2 separate regions of the Homo sapiens genome follow, and region 1 is linked to region 2. A link is a loop called in an ENCODE intact Hi-C map of the cell type or tissue named here. Cell type or tissue: HepG2. All regions are shown on one strand. Links, peaks and the distances in the headings refer to the core of each region. The heading gives the core; the rest is flanking DNA.

The links. Peaks named below come from ENCODE experiments on the same cell type or tissue, not always from the same donor. Only the 100,000 strongest peaks of a DNase experiment are listed, where the experiment ranks them.
Region 1: it touches region 2 in a loop (4-fold over the local background); 3 of 110 quality-filtered maps call a loop at or near these places.

Annotation. Positions count from the first base shown.
Region 1 is chr13:98,242,729-98,250,722 of GRCh38, reverse strand. The region is part of intron 2 of FARP1 (FERM, ARH/RhoGEF and pleckstrin domain protein 1); the gene reads right to left. Among named protein-coding and RNA genes, the nearest start is that of MIR3170, 38 kb to the right of the region's middle. In HepG2, for the core only: no CTCF peak of the experiment used is centred there; a DNase peak (open chromatin) is centred at 4,012.
Region 2 is chr13:98,297,279-98,305,272 of GRCh38, reverse strand. The region is part of intron 2 of FARP1 (FERM, ARH/RhoGEF and pleckstrin domain protein 1); the gene reads right to left. Among named protein-coding and RNA genes, the nearest start is that of MIR3170, 93 kb to the right of the region's middle. In HepG2, for the core only: a CTCF peak has its summit at 4,216; a DNase peak (open chromatin) is centred at 3,922.

The sequences.
Region 1 (7,994 bases), core at 1,317-6,316, 54 kb after region 2:
TTGAGACAGAGTCTTGCTCTGTCGCCCAGGCTAGAGTGCAGTGGTGTGATCTCGGCTCACTGCAACCTCTGCCTCTCGGGTTCAAGCGATTCTCCTGCCTCAGCCTCCCAAGTAGCTGGGATTACAGGCACCTGCCACCATGCCCAGCTAATTTTTGTATTTTTAGCAGAGATGGGGTTTCACCATGTTAGCCACGCTGGTCTCAAACTCTTGACCTCGTGATCCACCCGCCTCGGCCTCCCAAAGTGCTGGGATTATAAGTGTGAGCCACCGTGCCCGGCCCTCATATTTTTATTTGTTAAACTATACTTACACTTTTTATAGCCTCTTTTGTAAATATGCCATATTTCACAATTTAAAGTTTTGACAGATTATGTGAGAAAGAAACAAATCATGTACAAACCCAAAAGACTGGCATTATTGTACCTTTCTTTAGAACCTAAACCATTCAAAACACATATGGTTTCAGATTTTAACATCATTATTTTGTGACTTGAGATGGCATTTTAAAGAATGACAGACTCAGTTTTGCAGGTTTTTAAATCCCACATTTCTTTTCAAAGTGTCTGTGTTTCTCCGATTAAGTCACTGGGCCACCCCAATGTTTGGTGTTCAGAAATCATTGGTGAATCTCACGAGTAAATTTAAAGCGATGTATTTTCTCATACATATAAAATCATCTATTTTCTCTTTTATTAAATGCCTATCCTTTCCAAGGCTTAAAAGATTGAAAACTTAAAAATTAGGTTTTCAAAACAGGTCAACAATCTAAACCCTGATGAATTTTGAAGATTTCCAAAAGAAATTTGGGGAAGGAGCTGTCAAACATCGCATATGTAACTGAAGGGAGAGAGGTGGGGAACCAGACTGTTCATTTGCCCCTGGAATTTCATGTTGTCAATACCACCACGGGGAACCATCACTAAGAAACGGTATGGCCTCAGGTTTCCGTCTGTCTTTTTTCTTCTATAATGCTCAAAGACAGGTGTAAACACAAGGCCTGTGTGATATTTCTTTGGGAGATGTACATCTTGTTACCTTCCTGCCTCCCCGAGACATAGGCCTGAGTGACATTAATCATTCCAATAGCCAAACAATTTCTGTGTCATCAATGGGCCATTAGCTGGGTGAAGAACATGGTGGGGAAACACAAGACTTCTGCCAAAATATCTCTGTTGCCACAAGGAAAAAGTAAAACAGTAAGCAGACCAGAAGTTCTTTTTAATGATGTATTCCTCAAGCAAAAATCAGACCTCTTCCCTCAATAATGGGCTGTAACACTCTTGCAAAAAAGCGTCTATCTTACAAGAGTTTAAGTTCTTACCATGTCACATAAAAGAAGTATCGTATCATTAAAAATTTTATGTTCCCAAAAAAGTTCACCAAGTACATTAACAAGGAGCTATACTTGCAATATTTCCAAAGGCAAAGTTGTAACAGTAAAATAATTCAATTAAAGCATCACAAAAGATACCTGAAAATTCCTATTCGTCTAAATGAGCACCCATGGGTGCTCACTTAGTTGAAATACAGTCGATTCTCATTATTTGCTGTAGTTGCACTCTACATGGTCACCACTGAACTAGGGAACACTGAACTGTTGCGTCTAGGAGAAATACAAGATTAGATTCTGAGATCTTCTGTCATATTCTCATCAACTGAACAATATAAATTTGTTTAATGTGTGTTTCTGTTAAAAGACACTTTACTTAATATACACTGTTGACTCATTAATGTTGAATTAATGGCCAGTAAGTAGCACTAGAACTTATGCCTAAATGAAGCTTCCCTAACACCCGTTTTCTCTGTAAGGCACATTCTCAGCCTTCTTGCGCTCAGGAACCCTGGACAGTGCTTCTAGCACTACACTTCAGAGCCATTTTAAACAGTGAAATCACCAACAAAAAGCACGAAAACGCAAACAAATCACGGCACTAACTAGATCATCAAAAAGGCACCTGTTTCCAGCGCGAGAGCTGAGACAAGAAGGCAGACCCTCATTTGAGTTCAGCTGAGAATGTGCACATTGGGCAACTCACATTTTTCTGTAATCCTGGGCAGGTCCACAAATGACCAGGAAAGCACCACAAGCTTGATTTGGGGACTACAAATTTTAGGGAGTAGGTGGATTCACAAATACGGAATCCATGAAGAATGTGTTATCCAGTGTGGTAAGGACTCAGCATATCCTAGATTTAACATTAATATCCAAAAGTATTTCTGAAGCTTCTCATGATTTCTTAAAACATGAGACATTTTGTTTCCTGACACTATCCCATCCTATAAAAGGATACTGTATTATGTCTATGGCCACAGGAAAATACCTTGGGGAAGCCCTCTACCCGGGGAGAAACAGCTCACATCACTGCTAGGAGGTATCTCCTTACCCCTCCCTCTACCCTCAGTGTCCCTGAGTCCACTATTAAATCTCATTCCACCCAAATACAGTAGAAAAGAGTTCAAAAATCACAGAATATTTCAGAGAGAACTGGTTCACTATTTTTCTAGGTACTGCAAAATCTATCCTTTACTCATGCCAGATATTAGACAGAGGTGTCATTGGCCCATTTCTCTCATTAGAGTTGCTGTTTGCTGGGCTGGACGGGATTGCACCCATTGGCCTGTTTGGGAAGACAGGTCCGAGGTACCCGCCTCTCTGATGCTGAGAGAGGCTGCGAAGGTTTTTGTTCATAAAATTTGTTTCCTTCTTGGACCCTTGGCAGAGATGTGTTTCTGGTCTTAGTGTCAGGAATCTGCGACTCTTCTGAGAACTGGTTTATTCTTATCATACGACTGCTGATCAAGTGTCCAGCATTCAATACACAGCTCTTCACAAGGATCGCTGGAAGCTGATGACCACATCCGTGGCTTGGTGGCATTCACTTTGTGAAGAGGCCTCCTTCTGGATGCTGCGGACATCTTGCCCCTGTTCTCTGTTTCTGTTTGCCTGGACTTTCTTATCGGCTCCCAATCCGCATCATCTACACTCTGGCTCCTCGTGAACTGCCTGGAATCCGTTGAAGGTGGAAGCTGGGGTCAACCTACCAACCTTTGCTCACCTTCCTAACTTTCTCTGGGAAAGGTTCCTCCCCTGCCCTGGATCCCAGCAGAGCCCTGAGCTCACTGTCTGTTGTATCCTTCTCCGTCTTCCCTCCTCCCATGTTAGTTCAAATAGCTCTCTCTGTTTCACACCACCTGTCCTCCCAGTGAGCTCCACTCCCCCAGCAGGGCTGCGGGGATGGATAGCCCAGCCAGTCATACTGGGGTGTCTGTCTGCGTTAGTGACCCGGCCTGGTCATTTAGAGCTTAGTGTGACTTTCTTAAAGGGCAGTTAAAGAACTCTATGTGGGGGCCAAAGTGGGCCCAGCCAGGGGTGTGGAAGGCTGCACACCACCAACAGAGTACACACCCTGGGCGTGACACTATTGGTAGATGGCACGCATCGTCTTCTAGGTGTAGAAAGGAACAGCTACTTTTTTTTTGGAGACAGAGTCTCACCGCCACCCAGTCTGGAGTGCAGTGGTGCGATCTCAGCTCACTGCAACCTCCGCCTCCTGGGTTCCAGTGATTCTTCTGCCTCAGCCTCCCGAATAGCTGGGATTACAGGCATGCGGGTTACAGGCATGCGCCATCACGCCCAGTTAACTTTTGTATTTTTAGTAGAGACGTGGTTTCACCATGTTGGCCAGGCTGGGTCTTGAACCCCTGACCTCAGGTGATCCGTCCACCTTGGCCTCCCAAAGTGCTGGGATTACAGGCGTGAGCAACTGTGCCCCGCCAAGGAACAGCTGCCTTCTTAAACACAGGAGTTCCAGCCCTCGGTTCTGTGTAGACGGTTGTATGCAGGAAGTGCACAGGCAGAATCCATGGGCTCAAGGAACAGCTGGATTTTTTAAAGCTAATTAACAATGTTCCATTTCAGGGCTCTGGGTAGAAAGCTCTGACAAAGCCACTGTTCACTAACGTGCTGTGTGCTTAGTGATGTCATTCTGTTTGTGGTGTAAGTACCTGGTTAAAATTAAGCTTTTCTAAATGCCTCCCTTATAGCATTGTTTCAGTACCCAGGACTAAGAACTTTGAGCTTTTTAGATTATCCCCAGAGGAGAAGGAGGGAGTATAGTATGTAAACACACACACACAACACTCACAAACACACAGGCACACAAGCAAGCACACACACACCACTTATTTTGAGACTCTAACAATGAAAACTGACAACCATGTTTCCTAGACAAAAACTATAGACTCTAATTTTTTTTTAAGTTACAAGAATCAGAAGACTAAGCTTATTTTTGCTGATCTACAGATGAGAATTAAGAATTTATCTCGGGGCTGGGCGCGGTGGCTCACGCCTGTAATCCCAGCACTTTGGGAGGCCGAGGCGGGGATCACGAGGTCAGGAGATCGAGACCATCCTGGCTAACACGGTGAAACCCCGTCTCTACTAAAAATACAAAAAATTAGCCGGGCGAGGTGGCGGGCGCCTGTAGTCCTAGCTACTCGGGAGGCTGAGGCAGGAGAATGGCGTGAACCCCAGGGGGCGGAGCCTGCAGTGAGCCGAGATTGCGCCACTGCACTCCAGCCTGGGTGACAGCGAGACTCCGTCTCAAAAAAAAAAAAAAAAAAAAAAAAAAAGAATTTATCTCGGCCGGGCGCAGTGGCTCACACCTGTAATCCCAACACTTTGGGAGGCTGAGGGGGGCAGATTGCCTGAGCTCATGAATTCGAGACCAGCCTGGGCAACACGGTGAAACCTCGTCTCTACTAAAATATAAAAAGTTGGCTGGGCATGGTGGCGTGGCGGCGTGCATCTGTAGTCCCAGCTACCCGGGAGGCTGAGGCAGGAGAATTGCTTGAACCCGGGAGGCGGAGGTTGCTGTGAGCCGAGATCGCACCACTGCACTCCAGCCTGGGTGACAGAGTGAGACTCCCTCTCCAAATAAAAAAAAGAATTTATCTCAAAAATCCTAAGAATGGGATACATTTCTGCATTTTCTGTGCTGCTCGAAATTGTTACTGTAAGTAACCATGTAACACCTTTGTAACACAAAACAAGTTCTTCTTCTAAAGAATAGTTCTATTAACCCAAAAAGATTCCTCTTGTATTAATAATGAAATACACATCTGCTATTCTATCTAGCTCAGGCTTGATCATCCACTTCCTTTAGGAAGGAAAACTGGGGGAGGCTTTTTAAAAATTAAGCTTTGCGTTTACACAAGTAGAAAATGCCTCCTGTGTCACTCTAATTGTTTCAATTAAAGTACTCACTTCGTATTACTTAGTTGCTGCAGTGTATGATTTTGTCACATAAAACACTGAACATGGGAGCTGAAAATCTGTTTTCTCATTAAAATCAACTGTTCTCACATAAACATCCCACAAAGTGCTTATCAATAAGCTGGTAAGACAAACATGTATTAAAGTAGATCTGACTTTATTCGCCTTTCTAAATGGCTTTACAATTAACAATCCATTCTTTGAATAAAAAAGTTACACAAAAATTACTGTAGATTTCTCAGAACACAGTAATATGGTAAATGAGGTACTCCTTTTAAAAACTAAACCCTTTCAGGAATTAAACTTCAGCAATTCCAGTTAACATTTAAAAACTAAAGAATCTAATTAAGAGACCACTCAGGAAAGGAAGATGGTTTTTAACTTCTGCACTAGCAATAAACCAAATCCCTCTCTTTGGTCTAATTTATGGCTGGAATAGAAATGAATCTTCCCCTAGTGGCAAACAACCCACAGCAGAAAAGCTGTATTGCTTCCCTTTAAGAGGCACCAAATCTAGTAGATCAAACCAAGCCTCCTGGAGACCCGTTTAGGAGTGGATGGGCCCCTCTGTATGCAGCTTCACGTATCTGAGATCACATCTGTATCTACTCCTACCCAGCAGAAAAATCACTTATTGGGCACTGAAATGTGTTAATGTCACCTTTGAATTTAACTCTGGCCATTGCCAATCAATTTCTTTGAATGAAATAATGAAACAGGACTTCAAGTCCTGACTCAAAAAAGATTAAGAAGCTCTTCAGTGACTGTGACCGCTAAGCTTCTACTTCCAGCCCAGTTTGTGTAAGAAATAGAGCCTGTAAGATGAGTGAGAATTCTGTCCTCTCCAAACTTCTCAATTAGATGTGAATGGTGCTTGGGCTTCATGGAGCATCTCAGTACCCAACCCGTCCAGGAGGAGCCGGTGGCTTTGAGGAAGGAGGATGAGGACACCATCTGGGAAGAGAGGAGAGCAAATGCTACTCCCTTGAAAAGGCGCTTTTTGTTGTTGTTTTTTAAAAAACAGTAACAATAAAGAGACACAGCAAAGTTTTGGAAGTGATGGATATGTTTATTACCTTGACTGGGTGATGGTAACACCAGCCTATACTTATATCCAAACTCACCAAATTGTATACATTAGTTATGTACAATTTTTTATATACCAGATATATCTCAATAAAGCTAGGAAGTGGGGTAGAAAGGGTGTTTGCTGGGAAAACCAAAATGGCAATCAGCTAGGAATCTGGGATGGACTGTATTTTCATCACTAATTGTACCCAATTCTGTTCAACTTTAAAATTATGCAAAACTCTCCAGTGCTTACATGAATATATTCTCATTGAAAAGCCCTCTCTGAAATTTTAATGAAGTTCAAATGGCCCCAGAGAAATCTGCTCACTGATATTCCTTTTCAAGAGATTGCTTAGGAAAAAAAAAAATCTAGAAATAAGATGCTCAGGGGAGAAAACTTGCTTCCTTTGTAATTATTTTGTAATAGCACTATGAGTTTCACATATTTTAAAGAATTTGGCTTAAAATTACACTGAAATTCCACATGTACAGCAGGGAGTAAAAATTTAATACTCCTCTTGAAAAAGTCAACAGTGAATTGAACTTTAGGTCCAGTTTTTGTTACAAAATAACTGATAGTCAATACTACAATCTTTAACCCTGCTGGAAAAAAAGGGTGATTAATTACCTGAAAGGGCAATGCAAGTTATACAGATTTTTTTTTTTTTTTTTTTTTTGAGATGGAGTCTCTCTCTGTCGCCCAGGCTGGAGCGCAGTGGCACGATCTAGGCTCACTGCAACCTCCGCCTCCTGGGTTCAAGCAATTCTCTGTCTCAGCCTCCCAAGTAGCTGAGATTACAGGCGCCCACCACCACGCCCGGCTAATTTTTTTTTTTATTTTTAGTAGAGACAGGGTTTCACTATCTTGGCCAAGTTCATCTTGAACTCCTGACCTCGTGATCCACCCCCCTCAGCCTTCCAAAGTGCTGGGATTACAGGCGTGAGCCACCGTGCCCGGCCATACAGATTCTTCTTAATCAACAGGACACAGAAGAAAAAGAAGTCTCTCTTCATAACTGACTTTCCATCCTACAGAGCTACATGCATTGAGACTGGCACACATTCCACAATGCACCACGCTTTGGTATATCTGAGACAGTCAAAGGAAATATTAAAATGAATGAACAAATTAACAGTTCAAAACCAAAGCCCAAATCTTAGTTTGGGAATCAACATCTTCCCAATATTATTAATTTTTTATGGCGTTGTGGCACCTTATTGTTAGTTTGATTTTACAGTATCACAGTAAGTAACACTGAAAAGAAAATCACTACTTACTGATTATAAGCCTGGGGAAAATGAACCACAGTTCCTCATGGAAACAGTAAAACCTTTCGACATAAAATACAGCAAGTCTGGAGAATGAACAGTAGGTCTTGGGGCAGAAATAGCAAAAAGTGAGCAGTGAAAGTACCTTTTCCCCTTTCTCTGAGCTAAATGCCTACAACCTAAGTTCTTCCCACAGAAAATGCAATCTGAAGACAGATGTTGAACCTTGTCTTATTAGTGAAAGACACAGATAATGTAGATACACATATTAAAATCTTATTCTCTTCCAAAATATATTTATACAACTAAAGATAAAATTAGCCTTTCAAAAGCTTTCATGCATTACAAAATATTCTTGAATAATTTTTTACTATGT
Region 2 (7,994 bases), core at 1,730-6,729:
CTGATCTAAATGCATGAGTACCCAAATGGCAGCCAGTACTAGGATCACATCCTCTCTGACAAATACAAGTTGTTGTTAGTGAATGAGGAAAGGATTTTCCCCAAGGAAAATAAATAAATAAATAATAAAAATAAAAAATAAATAAATTAAAAAATATATATATATATACACATTTAAATATTCTTACTGAGCCCCTATCATCTTTCAACCACAAATTACAGTGAACCTTCACTCCTCTCTCTCTCTCTCTTGCTAAAAGCATTATGGCCATGCCTAATACTTCTCTACTCAACACAAAGAATACAGACCACAGACAGATGAGGCTGAAAGATTCGGAAGCAGAATTCAAGTGTATTTCTTTGTGGCACATGCTTTGTTATATTCTTTAAGGTTAAATGGAAAGATATGAACAGCATGTTCCAATGGCTGACAGATAATACGTTAATTTTCTATGCATGAATTTATGCCCAGCTCAGACAAGGTCTCAACTTTTTAGTAGTTGAAGAGAGACAGGGAGGCATGAGCTGTGAGAAATAAATGTCTTTTGGCTTCAGACAGAAACATCAGCATCGCATACAATTTCTCAGTTCATCAGTTTGGTCTGCGAAGGTGATACCACTTAAAATCATGGCACCTGCCCGCCTGCAAGAAACTCGTGTCACCGCCTTGGCTGTGCCCATCGAATGGGTAGCTTTCCTGGTTCCTGTGTCTCCAGGCTCCAGGCCTGTACCGCTCTGCAGCCCTCTTCTCCACCAGCCTAGAGTTATCTCAAAGCAGGACCCACCTCGGAATCTGCACCTTTCTGGACCTAACACCCCAAGGAGTACATGTCTGCTGACTGAATAAATGAATGAAACAGAAGCACAAGTCACTTCAAAAGCCCTTGATAATCTATAAACCATTTTAAAATAATTTTTCTTCCCACCTAGTTCTTAGATGAATGAAAATCATAAAGATAAACTCCCTAGTAAATATGGGTAAAAACAAGAGCCTTCAATTAAGCAGCTGGAAGTCCTACACTCCATTACCCAGTAATTTCACTGGCTTCCATATGCAGGTCTGGCAGAGCAGCAGACCCTTCTGCTGGAGGGGTCTCGGGCCCCACTATGTCATACACCAAGATGAATCTACCCATGGGGACAGGGGAAAAGGGAGCTCACGGTTTGTTTTTACCAGGCCTGAAGTGACTCTCAGCAACCTCGCTAATAATTGCTGCATTTCCCAAAGTAAACAGAGAGGACCGTTAGGTAGAGTTTTCTACACACCAGGGAAAAAGGAGGCTTGCAGTGACACTCAGACCACCACTTCGGTCAAGTAACGAGTGAACTCTGATGAATGGAACTTTCTAATCAAAGAGGCATAAATTAACTTTCAGGTCTTTCAATCAGCTAGTCAAATACAGTGCAGTCTTTGAATTTCTTAATTGTCTGTTTTTCTTTGCAGAATCCCTCCTCTGGCGCTTAACCTTTAAAGCCCTTTCCAACCCTGAGATTCCATAGAATTCCACTCCTGTTACACATATCGATTTTACTAATTGAGGCTAAAGTAAAATATCCCAGTTAGTGAGATTTTCCCATATACATAAATCTATGTCCTATATACACAAGCCATGAAGCCATTTGTATGTTGAGCATTTCAGAAGACGACAACGGGGACTCTGGAACATCTGCTTACTAAAGCTAAGGGCGTAGGTTCAGAGAGGACTTAATTTACAAGTTCCAACTCTTAACAGCATCATTTATGAACATGTTCCCCAGAACATACACAACGAGGACCAAGTTCCCTCATATAAATCTTTTTGTAGGTTCTCAACCCTCGCCACAAGCCTCAAAACAAAATCCAGTTTAAATAAAATGTTAACAGGTTTACTGAAGTAGATGTACATGCTATAAAATTCAACTACTGTAAGTATACAGTTCAATGACTTTTTAGTACATTTCTAGGACTGTGCAAACATCACCACAATCCAGTTCTGAAACATTTCCATATCACCCTTAAACTTTCCCTCAAGCCAGTCTGCAGTCAATTTCTGTTCCCACTCCCAGGCCAAGACAACCACCCAACATCAGCTTTCTGCCTCTAAGATTTGACTTTTCTGGACATTTCACATAAATGGCTTCAAACAACACGTCATCATGTGTATCTGACTTTATTCACACAGCATAAAGTTTCTGGAGGTTCGTGCATGTTGAGCATAACCAATCAAGGTAAATTATATTGATATTCCCTTTACAATCAAAACAGAGCCTGCTACATACAGAGTGGGCCCGCAAAATTCATGAAAACTCCACCAGGACCAAGTGGCCACCTCCACACTTCTACAGGCTGCCACATCACTACCTCCTCCCTCAGCTCAGGAGCTCTCCTCGTTGGGGCCTGATACTCCCTGCTCTCTCTCTTGCCCAAATGGGCTTATTGCACTCACCTTAACTCTCCTCGCCCCTGGTTTCAAAGCACCCACAGCTGCAGATAAGAGCTGCTCCTGCCCCTACTCTGGTCCCAAGGGATCAATATCAACCATGCTACCTCATCGACCTCAATCTCTCAGCAAGGAGAAATGCATCCCACAACTGAGAACTAATGGCTTCCATTCTCACCCCAATGGGATCCTGAAGAAGTTCCTCTTTGCTCTTCACCTTGCCTTTCCTTGATCTCTCCAGACAACGATGTTATAGGTAAAAATTCCTCAAATGCCCAGACCTTGGTCAGTGCTAGCACCCAGGCTAGGTTGGTGCTAGGAGAGAGGGCTGCAGTGCTTTTTGCCTGAGCACGCCCAGGAAGGGTGAAGTGTGGCAAAGCTGATCTGCCCCGGACAGGGAGAAGCAGCTCTCGGAAAAAGAAAGTGACCATCTTTGGCCACTGGTGTGGGCAGGGGTGAAAAAAAAGATGAGTGTGGGAGGTTGAAAATATAGCAACTGGGGAAAATGGAGGAATGAATGTGAGCTAGAAAAGAATTTTTTGATATGGGTAAGATTACAGGCATAAGCTGGCACTTGCCATTCATGGTAGATTTTACAAAAGTGGTGGAAAGAGAGTTCATTCCACGTGTTTGCCCCATTATTCTGGAGGTTTGATTATGGCTTTCCATTAAAGAGCAGAGTTAACAGCTAACTTGGTGGCCCCTGCTTTTGTGCCAAAATGTGGCAGCTAAGTCAGCCCAATTCATGGAAAGTTCCTTTTTGCTTCCTACTTCTATGCAGGGAAGTTAATGGGTACAGAGCCAGTCTGTGTACGGGGTCAATTTTGAGGTGTGTCTACACCAAGTATTCCTTAAAAGGAATCAGGTTTCCTTAGGGGAAAAAAAAAATGATCATGAATTTTAAAGTCGACAGACAGGATGATCTGTTTTGTTTGAGAAATCCGGTCACCCGAATTAACAAGGCTGTTGCACGCATCCTCCATGCCCTGGCTTTGGCTCAGAGGACAGTCTTTACTTTCTGCTTTTTAAAGAAGTCTGAGCCATACACCACCGAGTACGTGTACACTTAAATAAACATAAAAACACTGGCTTCTTAAGGCAAGTTAAGTATCCCTCTGTGTGTTTTCAATGTACTACCATTTTGGGGACTTGATTTCCCCCCAAAAGCCCGAAAGGTTTATACGATCAAAACACCTCTTCTTTAGGTTCTATCCCCTCTAAAATATTAAATGCACAGTATTATCTAGAAAACGCTGAGCTTTCAACAATCCAAGTCCCAGGAATGTAGAAAGACATAAACAAAATGGAAAAGTAAACAAATGCCAAGCTCCTAAGTCACTGCCAGGAAAATTCTAACAGAGAGAAGAGAACGAGCCACACATTTTTAATGTGGCTCAGAAAACCCACACCTCCGCAGAAGGCTTGACTTCAGGCTTCTCTCACTTGCCAGCAACCTCATACAATAGAAGCTCTGTTTCTGCCAAGCAGACCTGTCTGACTTCTCCACCTCTTCACCTACAGAACTTTCAGATGGTAAACAGACGTGGAAAGTGACACGTGGACCAGAGAAAGCCCTACAAGTCCAACAGAGAGAAAGAAAAAAGTGCATTAAAGTGGCCAGGAGCTGGTCAATGTACTTGCCCAGGGCTCCTCCAGGTGGGGGCTGGCATGAGCTCTGCATTACTGACATTTGAGCAGGTGTTCCTTTGTTGGGGGCAGGGTGGACTGTCCTATGCCTTGTAGGATGATCAGCAGTGCCTTGGCCTCTTTCCTCAAGATGCCATTAGATGACAACCAAAGCAGTCTCTGGACCCAGCTCGATGTCCCCTGGATGGCGCAATGGCCCCAAGTTGATGACAGCTGGTCTGGACCAACAACAGGATCACCAATTCCAGGGTTGGAGAGACCTGAGAGATCATCCAGGCAGGGGCTTTGTCATTTGGGATGCATTAATGGAGTCCCTTAAAGGGTAACTCTCCAAGGCCATGGAGCCCCCAAGTCGGCAGCAGCACAGAAGACAGAAGCCTCAGTGCCTGACCAGGCCAACATTTTTGGAGAAGTCTATTTTCAAAGAAAACTGGACATTAAGTGCCCCATATATATTTGAAACCATCATTTGGTAAAGCAAGTAATATTCATAATGCTGTTCTTTCTATATTTTAGAAAAAAAGTACAGAGGGGACGGGGAAGGGTGGCCCTGCTGGGCGGAGCAGAGAAGTGGCTTCACCTGCAGAGATGGAAGAGCTGATGAAGCCACCGGCAAGAGGGCACAGTCAGAAGGCAAGACCCTTTTACATGTACAGAACACATTTTGTATATGTTTATAAAACTGCTGTTATATAATGTAACATTTTCCCTGGAAATCAATCCACTCAAAAAGAATACGCGGACATCCTGGGTACCAAACCAAGAGGGCTCCCAAAGCATCTGCCCAGCTCTCTTCACTGCCGGTTAGAACGATGATAGAGATGTGGTTGGATGACTGCTACCAAGGCTGAGAGAGACACGGGGTCCGTGCAAACGACAGTGGCCCAGGGCCCCAAGGAACAGTTCCCAGTGACCTCTAAGTGACTAACGTGAAAGCCTGTCGTCCCCACACTACTCGAGGCCAACCCCATAAGGCAGCATGGACGGACTGTCTTCTCACTCCAGACCTCCTAACCTAACACCAACTTTCTCTTTGCCTCAATAAATATCTTAATCTAGATACAGTGCTCTCAGGGGAAAGGGTGTGGCCAAATTCTGTGTGTGGTTGGCTCTTGGCCTATTACTGGGACTGAGAGGGAGTGTTTTAATAAATTCTTTAAACATTATTTGGGGGAACATTAGAAACTATTCAATAGTGAGGCCAGAACAAAAGAGGAAGCTTTCAATGCTCCTGTAGCATTTCAGTCCCCCTGATTAGCTACTGATTAGCACACATACTTGAAGCAGCAGATCATCTGGGAGGCAGAAAGCATCCAAAAACATAGAAACAAAAAACTATTTTAAAATAATAAAGAGCTAGAATTAAATGTACCGATTATTAAAATAGCAGTGATTTCAGCACCACATTTTTGTCCGTGCAGTCGTGTGTTGCAGCCATATAGCTCCACTGAACAGCTTTTTGTTACTGTTTATTTTCCTAAGCTCTCAAATAAAGTGATTAAAGAATTACATCTTCCTAAGGCTGCAGAAGGATGGAAGGAAATTATGAATTCAGGTTTCCAAGACTATAATTGGAGTTAAGACTCTAATGTGGTTCTTTGGGGCCCAGACTGTATCTTTACTAATATTTTTCCTACTTTAGCATTTATGTTGCCACCCAGGAGCATAACTCCACACACAATTGCTCAAGGCTTATGAGTCTTCTGTAGAATAGGCAAGGAAAGGAATAATTTGAAGGCGTAATGTCAAAGCTCTCACTTCAGTAGACAGCCCCTACGTGTTCATACATTTCGCCTGCTGGGCCCCATCTTTCAAATAGAGCCAGCCAGAGTATGCTTTTATGTCTCTTGGCTGGTAACCATCTTGTTCTCAGTGCCTGGGAGAGAGGGTGTGAGGATAGAGAGGAAGAGAAAAGGTTGTTTCTAGCAAAGGTCAATATTAATAAAACACCCTATGCCAAAAAAACAGACAGCAAAGTTTTGTAACAATGGTTACTTCTGCATGGTAGAACTGTGGCTTTTTTTAGTTGCTGTCGGTTCAAATGTTTTTGATAGGAACATGTATTGCTTTATTACCCAGCATTAAAATCAATATTTTTTAAATATAATCAATATTTTCTGAAGTTGTGCACATAATCCCAAGGGGGCCACTCACTGCATTCCCAAAGAAACCTCCGCTTTCCTGTTCCATCCCTCCCGCCAGATAGCATCTTAGCAGCACGTGCCTTCATTTTTGGCAGCCCCTCCACTTAAAACTTGCAGTTCCATTCAGCACAGGTCTGAAAATCCTCATATATACAATGTTAGTAAATGACCAAATACATTCCTAAAGCCTGCTCACCATTTATTCCTTTCTATTTCCACTTTACAGCAAGAAACATACTACTCATCCATCAGCGGGTGTAACTCACCTACATTATTACACAACCAAGGCGTTGAAAAGACAGAAAGCTCCTTTTTAATGCTCTAAGCTCCTAGAAGGCCAGGGACTGTTTTTAACTCCTCTATACATTGCTCATGTCCCATAACCAAAGAATTAATGAAGTGCTGATGAAAAGATATGAAAGCCCAACAGCATAAACACAGAGACAAAAACAAAACAAGGGTTTCACTCCATTCCTGGGAACAGCTGGCAGAGCAAACACAAAATACTTGAAAGCCACAGGTAAGGGGAAAAAAATTAAGCTGATTGCTTCATCCCAACCAACTCTTTCATACAAGCAGATGATAAAACAAAAAGAAGCATGGGGTGCAGTCCCATAAGAGTTTCTATCTGCACCTTTGGAAACTGTCTTCTATGCTAGTAAGTTACAGCTAACAAATGTTTAGTGAGTCCACCTCTGTGCAAGCATGGGACCTTGTCAATCAGTCTTCAGATTATGCGACACGAATGAACGTAGAGATGTGTGATCCCAAGGCAATGTATTTAAACACAAGCCATGGTGTCTTCCCTTTTCCTTGGCAAAATGGGATAACCAAGCCTTGAAAATGCTGTTAAAGGAACTAAAAAGGAAAGTATACACATAATGCCTGATAGAGGACAGATGCTCAAATATGCAGAGCACACGCAGGGCCACCGTGCTGCGCAGCTCTGGGGCTTGGGGCAGTTCCCATCACAGTCCTACACAGCCTGACATGGAAATCCTGGGTCGCCCTGTTTCTCGGCATTCTGCTTTATTTCATTTTCTACTTCTCTGCCATTTCTCATCAGAAATGTCAAGGTCAAAATGCAAACGCACAGGATGATGGCAAACAAGATACAGGGAACGTGGATAATTCAGAAACCCGCTCTGATAGGGATCTGCTTCTATGCCATGTAACATGACAAGGAACTTATTCAAAATCTATCTTTAATTCTTAGATACAACTGACAACTTCAAAGTAACATAAAACAGCACTGAAGACTCCATTCCTATTGGTGGGGGTGAAGCGGTGGAGGGAGACAGGACCCTTTTGAGAATCAGATGAGAGAGAGGGGCTTCCTTCCCCCAAACATACACATCTACCCAAATTTTGCTTACATGTCAGCCCGTTCATAAACATAACGTCCCCACCCAAATGTCCTCCTTCCCACAGTAGTAATAACCCAAAGAGAATCAGGCAGATCTTCTTATAATTTCATTTAAACACGGGGCAGTTTGAGTTTTTAAAATTATCGTACCTACAGTTGGCTGTAGTCATAGTAATTCACCCTTTCTCTCTAGGCTGTGTTAAAATTCCTAAGAACAAAATAGCATGAACAAAGCCTGGGAAGTTTTAAAGCCAATCTTGAATCCCAAATGCCTGCTGTTTCACCAAATAATTAAGCGGCTACTTCATTTCTATTGCACACCTGGAGCTTAATTGCTTCACAAAACCACACACACAGATGGCTTCGAGAGAGGTAAGTCCACATAATAAAAGTTCATGGGCAGCTCCGTTATTTGGAC